Regions from separate parts of the Homo sapiens genome. Here region 2 is linked to region 1. A link is an interaction called in ENCODE POLR2A ChIA-PET data of the cell type or tissue named here. Cell type or tissue: MCF 10A. All regions are shown on one strand. Each heading gives the region's core, and the rest is flanking DNA. Links, peaks and the distances in the headings are about the cores only.

Evidence for each region. ChIA-PET counts read pairs that join two places held together with the same protein. Peaks named below come from ENCODE experiments on the same cell type or tissue, not always from the same donor. Only the 100,000 strongest peaks of a DNase experiment are listed, where the experiment ranks them.
Region 2: POLR2A ChIA-PET joins it to region 1 with 5 read pairs; 3 of 35 experiments call an interaction of 5 or more read pairs at or near these places.

Annotation. Positions count from the first base shown.
Region 1 is chr1:228,859,002-228,863,395 of GRCh38, forward strand. No RefSeq gene overlaps it. Among named protein-coding and RNA genes, the nearest start is that of RHOU, 130 kb to the left of the region's middle. In MCF 10A, for the core only: no CTCF peak of the experiment used is centred there; a DNase peak (open chromatin) is centred at 2,360.
Region 2 is chr1:228,800,491-228,804,884 of GRCh38, forward strand. No RefSeq gene overlaps it. Among named protein-coding and RNA genes, the nearest start is that of RHOU, 67 kb to the left of the region's middle. In MCF 10A, for the core only: no CTCF peak of the experiment used is centred there; no DNase peak of the experiment used is centred there.

The DNA.
Region 1 (4,394 bases), core at 76-4,075:
CAAGCTGGAGAACCAGGAAAGCCAGTAGTGTAATTCAGTCCAAGTTCAAATGCCTAAGAACGAGGGGAGCTGATGGTGTAGCTCTAACTGGAGGCTGAAGGCCTGAGGGGAGTTTGAGGGACAACCAGGGGCTCCAATGTCTGAATACCATAGAAGATGGACATCCCAGCTTCAGAAGAGAAAGAATTCACCCTTCCTCCACCTTCTTGTTCCATATGGACCCTCATTGGATTGGATGATGCCTTCCCACATGGAGAGAGAGAGATCTTCTTTGCTCTGGCTGATTCAAATGCTGTCTCTTCTGGAAACCCTTTACAGACACACCTAGAAATAATGTTTCACCAGCTCTTTGGACATCCCTTATCCCAGTCAAGTTGACACATACAATTAAACATCATAAGCTCTGAGCCTTACTGCAGGGCAGAAATGCAGAAATTGTGTGCATTACCTTTCTACACAAACTTTCTTAATACTTTCAGAAAAACTAAGGAGAACTTTAGGCCCCATTGGCCTGTGTCAATTGTGGCTGAGAAGTCTGCAACAGGATAATGAAGTCTTGCGAACCAGGCTGTGTTGGAGTCAGAGAATTGGTATGGGTGTGGTCACCGAAATCAGCTAAGGAGGCCCCTAATCTGTGCTGTCGGCTCTCCTGACTACCTAAGTGCAGGAGTTGGGTCTGTAAACCACAGTGACTGAGACAGATCTCAATTGATTTCGAGGCTTATTTTGCCAAGGTTGAGGAGGCACCAGAGAAAAAGAAACATAAATCACAGTAGAATCTGTATCCTATGCTTTTTCCAGATAGAGTTTTGGGAACCTCAGTGTTTAAAGGGGAAAGAGCAATCAGGAGGGGAAGAAAAAGGAAAAATAAAAGGAGGGAGGGTAGGCAATGAGACAAGTGGTTACAATTCTTGTGAGGCTCTGTGAATCTACATTTTACACCTGAAAAGAAAGCGGAGGAGTCAATTAAGCATTAGTCTGGCACTCAGCAAATCTACATTTTACATAAGAGAAAGTCAGCCTGCGAAATTACAGCTGTCTTGGAACAAAAGGAAGGGAGTTTTTGCATGACTCAGTTTCCAAGCTTAACTTTTCCCTTTGGCATAGTGAGTTTGGAGTCCCGAGATTTTATTTTCCTTTCACAGGCCTTTCCACTGTGGTGTTTTCTTCTGTTTTTTGTTTGTTTGTTTGTTTGTTTTTTGCTTTTTGGGTTTTTTTGGGGGGTGGGGTGGGGTGTGGGACAGAGTCTCATTATGTCCCCTGGGCTAGAGTGCAATGGTACGATGTCAGCTCACTGCAACCTCTGCCTCCCAGGTTCAAGCGATTCTCCTGCCTCAGCCTCCTGAGTAGCTGAGATTATAGGCACATGCCACTACACCTGGCTGATTTTTGTATTTTTAGTAGAGATGAGGTTTCACCATGTTGGCCAATCTGGTCTTGAACTCCTGACCTCGTGATCCACCCACCTCAGCCTCCCAAAGTGCTGGGATTACAGGTGTGAGCCACCACGCCCGACCTTTTCTTCTGTTTATGCAGTGGCATGGAGCAGTCCCTCTAAGAGGGCTGACCCAGGTATGAGTCATTCAGTCAGCCTGAGGGTCCAAGGGCTGCTCCATGGTGAGGCAGACATCCAGAAGGGTCCAGAGGGAGAATCTATGGCAAGAGACAGCAGTCTAGAGGGATGGAAGTGGTGGCAGAAAAGCTGGCTTTTAAAAGGCAAGTTTTTATTCTAGGCTGACTTTCTCTTATGTAAAATGTAGATTTGCTGAGTGCCAGTGAATTTATAATTTTAGAAACCCATCAGGGAGTTTCTAGATGAGTTTCTAAGAAGTCTAAGAAATGTCCAGGAAGGCCCTTAGCCACCTCGTGGAAATTGGGAGAGAAGAAATGTGTGCAGAGAAAAGAGGGATTTTTGATGCAGAGAAAAAGAACAGGTGTGTCCCGGCTGCTGGCTCTGAGTAACCCGTCTAATCTCACTGTACAGAACGTACCTGCACTTTATACTAACAATGAGTGCCATTCAGCGTGCCATTTATGATGTTCACAGTGGCCTTCCTTGGTGTGGTCCCTGAAGCCCTGCAAAGCAGGGACTGTGCGGTCTGAACCAAACAGGGGCCCCTGGGAATAGGGTAGCGTGTTCTGATACCTGAGCTGGTAGTAGAGTCAGAGCAAGAACAAAAGCCCCAGCGAGCAATCTGGGTTCAACCCCTGTCACCTTAGCTCACGTGCCTGCATTGTGAAGTTCACGGTAATAGCTTGACTGCATTCTCGCCATGGTTCTGGGTCAATAAATCAGTCAGTAAGCACTGGGTGAGTAAGTAGTGCAGAGCAAAGTCTGAGCTTGGTGCCACAAGTGGATAAAAAAGAAATAGATGACTCAACCTCTGCTTATAGGGAGGCTCTGATCTAGCTGAGATAGCACAGAAATATTTGGAGAATGACTCTAGTGCAGAACTGAAGGTGCAGAATGACTCTGAAACGTTGCTGCACAGCAGGGTCCAAGAAAGGAGAGGGCAGTGCCAGCTGGGTATGCCAGGAAGGCTTTTGGGAGAAAAATACTGGCCAGGGTCTGGGAGAATCAGCAAACATGCCTGAGGGTAGAAAACCAGTGTCCCAGGACAGGGACCCTGTGCAGCCCTGGGGTGGGCTGGGTGGGACCGAGCCGGCAGTGCCTGCAGGGATGATGGGCACCAGAGCACAGCTCTCAGCCTATGTGTCCCGGAGCTCTGGGCGCTCCCAGGTGTCCTCACTGCACCGTGGTAGCTCCTGTCTCATGGAGCCACCTGTCCTAGCACAACAGCTCCAATCACTGCTATTAGAACAGATCCAAGGGGCAGGCTGGGAGGGTGTTAGGTTCAAAAAGGAGCACTATGTAGAAGCAAGAAAAGAGATGAAAGTTTTGCTCCTATCTGCATCTGGCCAGAGAGCAGACTTTGATTTGCAACACCGTGTGGTCTCTGCAGGATTACGAAAGGGAAGAGGGGGTGGGCGGAAGGCTCTCCTCCCCAGTGCATCATTTTCAGTTTTGTCTTTTACTTTCAAAGAAAGCTGTCTTTCTGACACTGCATTCTGCCCTTTCTGACCCATGTCCCATATTTAAAGGCTTCACATAGACTATATAATCCAAGTTATCCCTCTGTGGAGAAAGTGGCTATGAGAATTAGAGAGACAAAGGGTGTGCTTGTGGGAATGGGATGTAACGTCAGAGCAGGTTCAACCTTACAGCTGTGCAGTCCAGTTAGTCAAATATTAATGAGTCAATTTAATTAAAGATTAGGTCCTCTGTTGCACTAGCCATCCTGCAAAGTCACATGTGGCGAGTGTTTTCATACTGGATAGCACCACAGAAAGTTCTGTTGGGCATCATTGCCACTTGGACCAAGGGATCAACTGCTTTCTGGGTGGGAGAACTGAGGCACAGGGAACCACGGCTTGGACTCCAAACTTAGTGCTCTGATCAGTGTGTTGTCCAAAGCTTCCAGCAGACAAGGATTCAGACCACACAATTCAGGAGCAATAAGATGGCTGGAGTGAACAACAAGTTTCCCTTGACTTTAGAAGAAAAAGATCTCTAAATCCTGGAGATGATTACATGCTTTTCCTGAGGGCTGAGGAAAGAGGAGAAGCAGTTGGTTTGTTTTCAATTAGCCACCCTCCTCCTTTTTCTAAGAAGAGGAAAGTCACTGCCAGGTCACAGGGCTCGGAGCCAGGGTCAGCAGAGGGGCTGGTCGGAGCACCTGAGCCAAGTGGGCTGAGACTCTGATCCTCGTGAGTGTCACCTGCCACCAAATGCTCTCTCCTGGGCTCTGCCATTTGGTTTTTTATGTCTGCACTGTGCTGACCCTTCCATCTCCCAAGCACCCAATGTTCACCGCCCCTCCTTGGCATGTGTGCCCCCTCCACCCAACACACGCCCTCTAGCGCAGGGCGGGATGGGGGCCGCCTGCAGCTGGGCCCTGAACTTCAAAGTTGGGAGAACCTGAGTCACTCATCCCAGCAAGGTGGGCTTCCAAGAAACCCCACTCCCACACTACCCCTGTCTTCCCATAGGTTGTCCCTGGGTCCTGTTAGAATCTCAGAGAGACATGGGACTACGAGTTATCCAAATTCAGGAATAGTCAGAACAAGTGAGTGAAACACACCTTTGCCTGCCTGTGAAGGGCCAGCTTCTGCACGGGCACCAGAGACACAAAGATAAATGCTCCCAATGACCTGATTTACTAAGGAAGGAGAGAGACAGGAACTCACTGCTTAAGGGCTACGTTTATTCATTCCTCTATCCAGCAAATTCTTCAGGACTCCAGCTGTGTGCCCAGCATTATGCAAGAGCTGGGACTTTAATTTTCAGTAAGACCTGCTTTTTCCTTTAAGGAGTTTGAATCTAAGAAGGAAGC
Region 2 (4,394 bases), core at 136-4,135, 58 kb before region 1:
ATATGTAGTATATAGGGTTTGGTACTATCCGAGGTTTTGGGCATTCACTTGGGGTCTTGGAATGTATTCTCCATAAATTAGTTGAGTGGGGGGGCAACTGTATCTTGAATGTAGCTCTTGATTTACATCATCCAGGTAACATCACAGAAGAAGATGGGACTTTTCCAGCTACAAAGGTGTTTATGATACCGAAATAAAGTCCAGGAGTCCCAGGGAAAATTCCAGGATTTTATCATGTCTTCCTGCATAATAACTTTGTCCTCCCCTAGTGAGCCCTGGCTCAGCAAATGACACCCATATCCACCCAGTTGTTCAAGCCAGAACACTGGTTGGAAGTTATGTTGATTCACCTTATTCACAGTAGTTATGTTCTATAAAGTCACCATGAACACTGAATTAGTGAATACCAAACCATTGCTCCTAGAGGAAATAAAGGGTTAAGTTCCTGTGTGCAACTAATCACAATTTTATCAACTGATCAATACATAACCTTGCTGTGTATTTGTTTCTGTCTAAAGATACCTTATTCAATACACATTGTTGATTCATTAACACTGAACTCACTGCACTATAATCAACACCTGAACAAAGCTTAACACTGGTATTTTCTTCATAGAGAAATCATAGCCTTTCTGCAGCTCTGAACAAAAGGCAGCATTTCAGCTCTGTTCTGAGAGGCCATTTAAAACAGCAAAATCACCAATAAAAAGCACAAAAAGGCAAAAGATGTATTGTGTAACTAAATAGACCTTGAAAAGGATACTTGATGCAGTGTGACAGCTGAAACAAGCAGGCAGGGTGCCACCTTGTTCCACCTCAGCTAGGAATGTGTGCATTGAGCAACTCAAATTTTTCAGGGCTCTGTGCATTTCTGCAAATGACCATGAAAGCACCATGAGTATTAATTTTAGGGTTACAAACAAATTGTAGTGAGTAGGTAAATTTGCAAATATGGAATCCACAAATAAGGAAGATTGACCGTATATTTGACCCCATTCCCAGTCACCAGTTTAATCAGTTTTACATCCTTTATATCTTTAAAATTGGTCCACTTCTTTTTATCTATACCTTCCACACCTCAGTCCATCCCAACAAACCACTTCTTCTGGATTAACAGGTTGCAGTCAGCCCACATCAACTCCTGTACCTCTTTAGTCTATTTTTCACTGGTGGCAAAAGGGGAGGTTGGCAAAGAGGGCTGTGGAAAGAGATGGGGCAGTTGTTGAAGAGAGAGGAAATTTAGGTTAAAGAAGATTTTAAGGAAGTAGCCTCCTTTTCTCCTTTATCTTGTGTGTGTGTGTTCTTTGTGATAACCTGCTCAGACTAGTTGAAAGGAGAAGACTCAGTGTCACTTGAGTTATGTGTACAATATTAATCTATTTAACTGTCTCCATAACTCTATATGTAGATACTATTATTATGTCTTGTCTTAGTCAGCTCAGGCTGCTATAACAAACTAACATAAAATGGGTGGCTTAAATAAGAAACATTTATTGCTCACTGTTCTGGAGGCTGGGAAGTGGGAAGATCCAGGCACTGGCAGTTAATAATGTCTGGTGGGGGACTGCATCCTGGTGCGTAAATAGCCGCCTAGAGCTCCATTTGAGATTGTGTCAAATTCAGAGAAAAGCATTCAACCAGAACTCAGTGTAATGGACTGGGCTGGATGGAGTAAGCCAATGGCCCTTAGACATTAATGGAGCCTCGAACTCATTGTTTCATGTACAATAAAGGAAAACTTCAGATTTGATTGAACAAAGAACATTAGTTTCCTTATACCAACTTGGGAATCATTCTCAAAATGTGATATTTTGTTTAGTTATATGAATAAACATTATGTCTTCTGATGAAGGATGAACCTTAATATTTGGAGGGGAAAAAAGCTATCACACACTCTCACAACCCCCTACCAGCCTTTGGGCCTTGGGCTGAGGCCAAGGCAGCTGCCCTCAGGGCACAGCAGTGAGCCACTTGACCAGTTTATTCCCCCAGATAGGATTTTGTGCCTCTGGCTTTGAAGTGGAATAAGCACTTCCTATCTGACATGGAACTAGCAAACCAAGGGTCAGGCTTCGCCTGCTCAGAGGAATTAAAGTCGATTGAGAAACACAGCTCTGTTTCTTGCCAAGAGAATCTTGCCAAGAGAATCTTGTCAAGAAACAGCTTTGAAGCTTTCTTCCTCTATCAGAGCTGGAGACTTTGGTACATGGGGTTATCATCACTGCGGCAGCCAAAGCAGCCTCGCTTTGTCTCTAACCCTCGCATCCACACAGCAAAGAACACTTTGAACTGTGTTTTTTGCACGTCCGTGTGTGCCAAGATCTTGTGGGATCCCCTGTTTTTGAAACTAGGCCACTCTCCGATAAGGATGGAGACCTTGCTTCCCTGCTCCCACCAAACAGAGCTTTCTATTGCTGAGTTACAGTGAATACAAGGCGATTAAAACTACAAGCTAATTTATGCTCTCTTGGGAGGAATTAAGGAGATGAAGCAACTGCTTTCTGGGGAGGAGAAGCGATGTGTATTTTTATCTTGCACCACCTTTCACTCTCTAGTTCTGCCTTGTTCTCCACAAATCTGTGTTAAGGCCTCAGCAGGTGCCAGGCACAGCCTCATGGAGACAAAAGCAGCTCCATCTTGGATGCTCATCCGCCATGTTGACTCCTGATTAACCCCAGTTCAGGGAAGGCCTCTGAGATTTTTACTTTCATGTACTTACCTTAACTCCTGCCCTTATGTCAAAACAACCTTGATGTTATTGTAAACACACATTTCCCATACATCCTGCCCTTAGACAAATTCTATATGGTACATAGCCCTGGGTCGTAGGGGTAACTGAGCAGGGATCCACCATCTTGTCTTGTGGCTGCCTGAGATGTGGCCTCTGTTCGTAAAGTCCCTATTAAGTGTTTCTTTCTGAGAAACTAGATTTGTCAGCCTCTGTTTTCAACTTTTCAGCTTCTTTGGACTTTGGGGATAGTTTTGCATAGACCTACTTAGCAGGGCACAGCGACCCAAAGTGTGGTCCTGGCAGCATGGGGGACCATCCAGGCCCTCACAGAGGACACCCTTCCTCCTGGCGGTCTGGCTGCGGCTGCTGGACCTGGTGTTAGGAGATGGCAGTTTAACACACAGCACCTTAACCATCCATGGCTTGCCTTTTCTTTCACAACTTGTCCTCAGGTACAGAGGTCTTCAGAACTTGGTTCCTTTCCAAAAGCAGAGCAGTGTTTTGACACAGGAAAACGCAAGGTCCTTTATGCCTGGAAGAAAGCAGCTTTCTCCTGCCTCCTCCTTGATGCGGTTCCCAGCCACCGCCCCCAGGATGCTCACTCCCTTTTATGAGCTGAGAGAGGCAGACCTTAGGGCCTCCTCCAATAGTTAATATACATTTTTTATATTTTTAAAAATTAACCTATCATAGTTGTACATATTTGAGGGGAAGCATGTGATATTTTGATACATGTATACAACGTGTAATGATGAAATCAGGGTGACTGAGATATCCATCACTTCAAACATTTATCTTTTCTTTGTGTTGGAAACATTATAATTCTCTTTTAGCTATTTTGAAATATACCATAAATCATGGTAAACTATAATTTCCCTACTGTACTATTGAATACTAGAACTCATTCCCTCTATTTAACTGTGTGTTTTTACCTGTTAACCAAGTTCTCTTCATCCTCCCCTCCCTTCTTCCCTTCCCAGCTTCTGGTAACCACCATTCTACTCTTAATCTCCATGAAGTTCACTTTTTTAGATTTCACATAAGAGAGAGAAACATGTGATATTTGTCTTTCTGTTCCTGGCTTATTTCACTTAAATAATGACCTTCAGTTCCATTCATGTTGCTGCAAATGACAGGATTCTGTTCTTTTTAATGGCTGAATAATATTCCATTGTGTATATCAAATATTTCATCTTAACATAAAGTAAGCTGAAGTAAAGATAACTACCCTCAATCAGAGTCTAGAAACATGGCGACTGAGATTTGGGGGTAAGGAGAGCAGTGGAGGGTGGAAAGGTGTTGAGGTACCCTGTGCTTTGCCCACAGCTGGGGCTACACAGGCTGCCTTCTCTCCTTCCTCCTTAGGGTCTAGCACAGTCCTACCTGGCCAGATGCAAGGTCACATTGCTAGCAGACACCCCCCTTCCTCCCTCTTTTCTTCCTCTTCTTCACCCCTCTCATTCTTCACCCTAGTAGCCACTGTGGGTGCCCAAGTCCTGCCTGGGTCCCTTGTCTCCACCTCAGGTGAGCTGGACCTGCTGTGGAGGTGAGCTGGACCTGCTGTGGAGGTGAGCTTTCCCGCTCTTTGGTAGGAAGGAGAAAGCACTGAGCAAGGAGCTGACTGATGGGCTTAGTTGCGAACATGCATGCTGGTCTCAGGCTA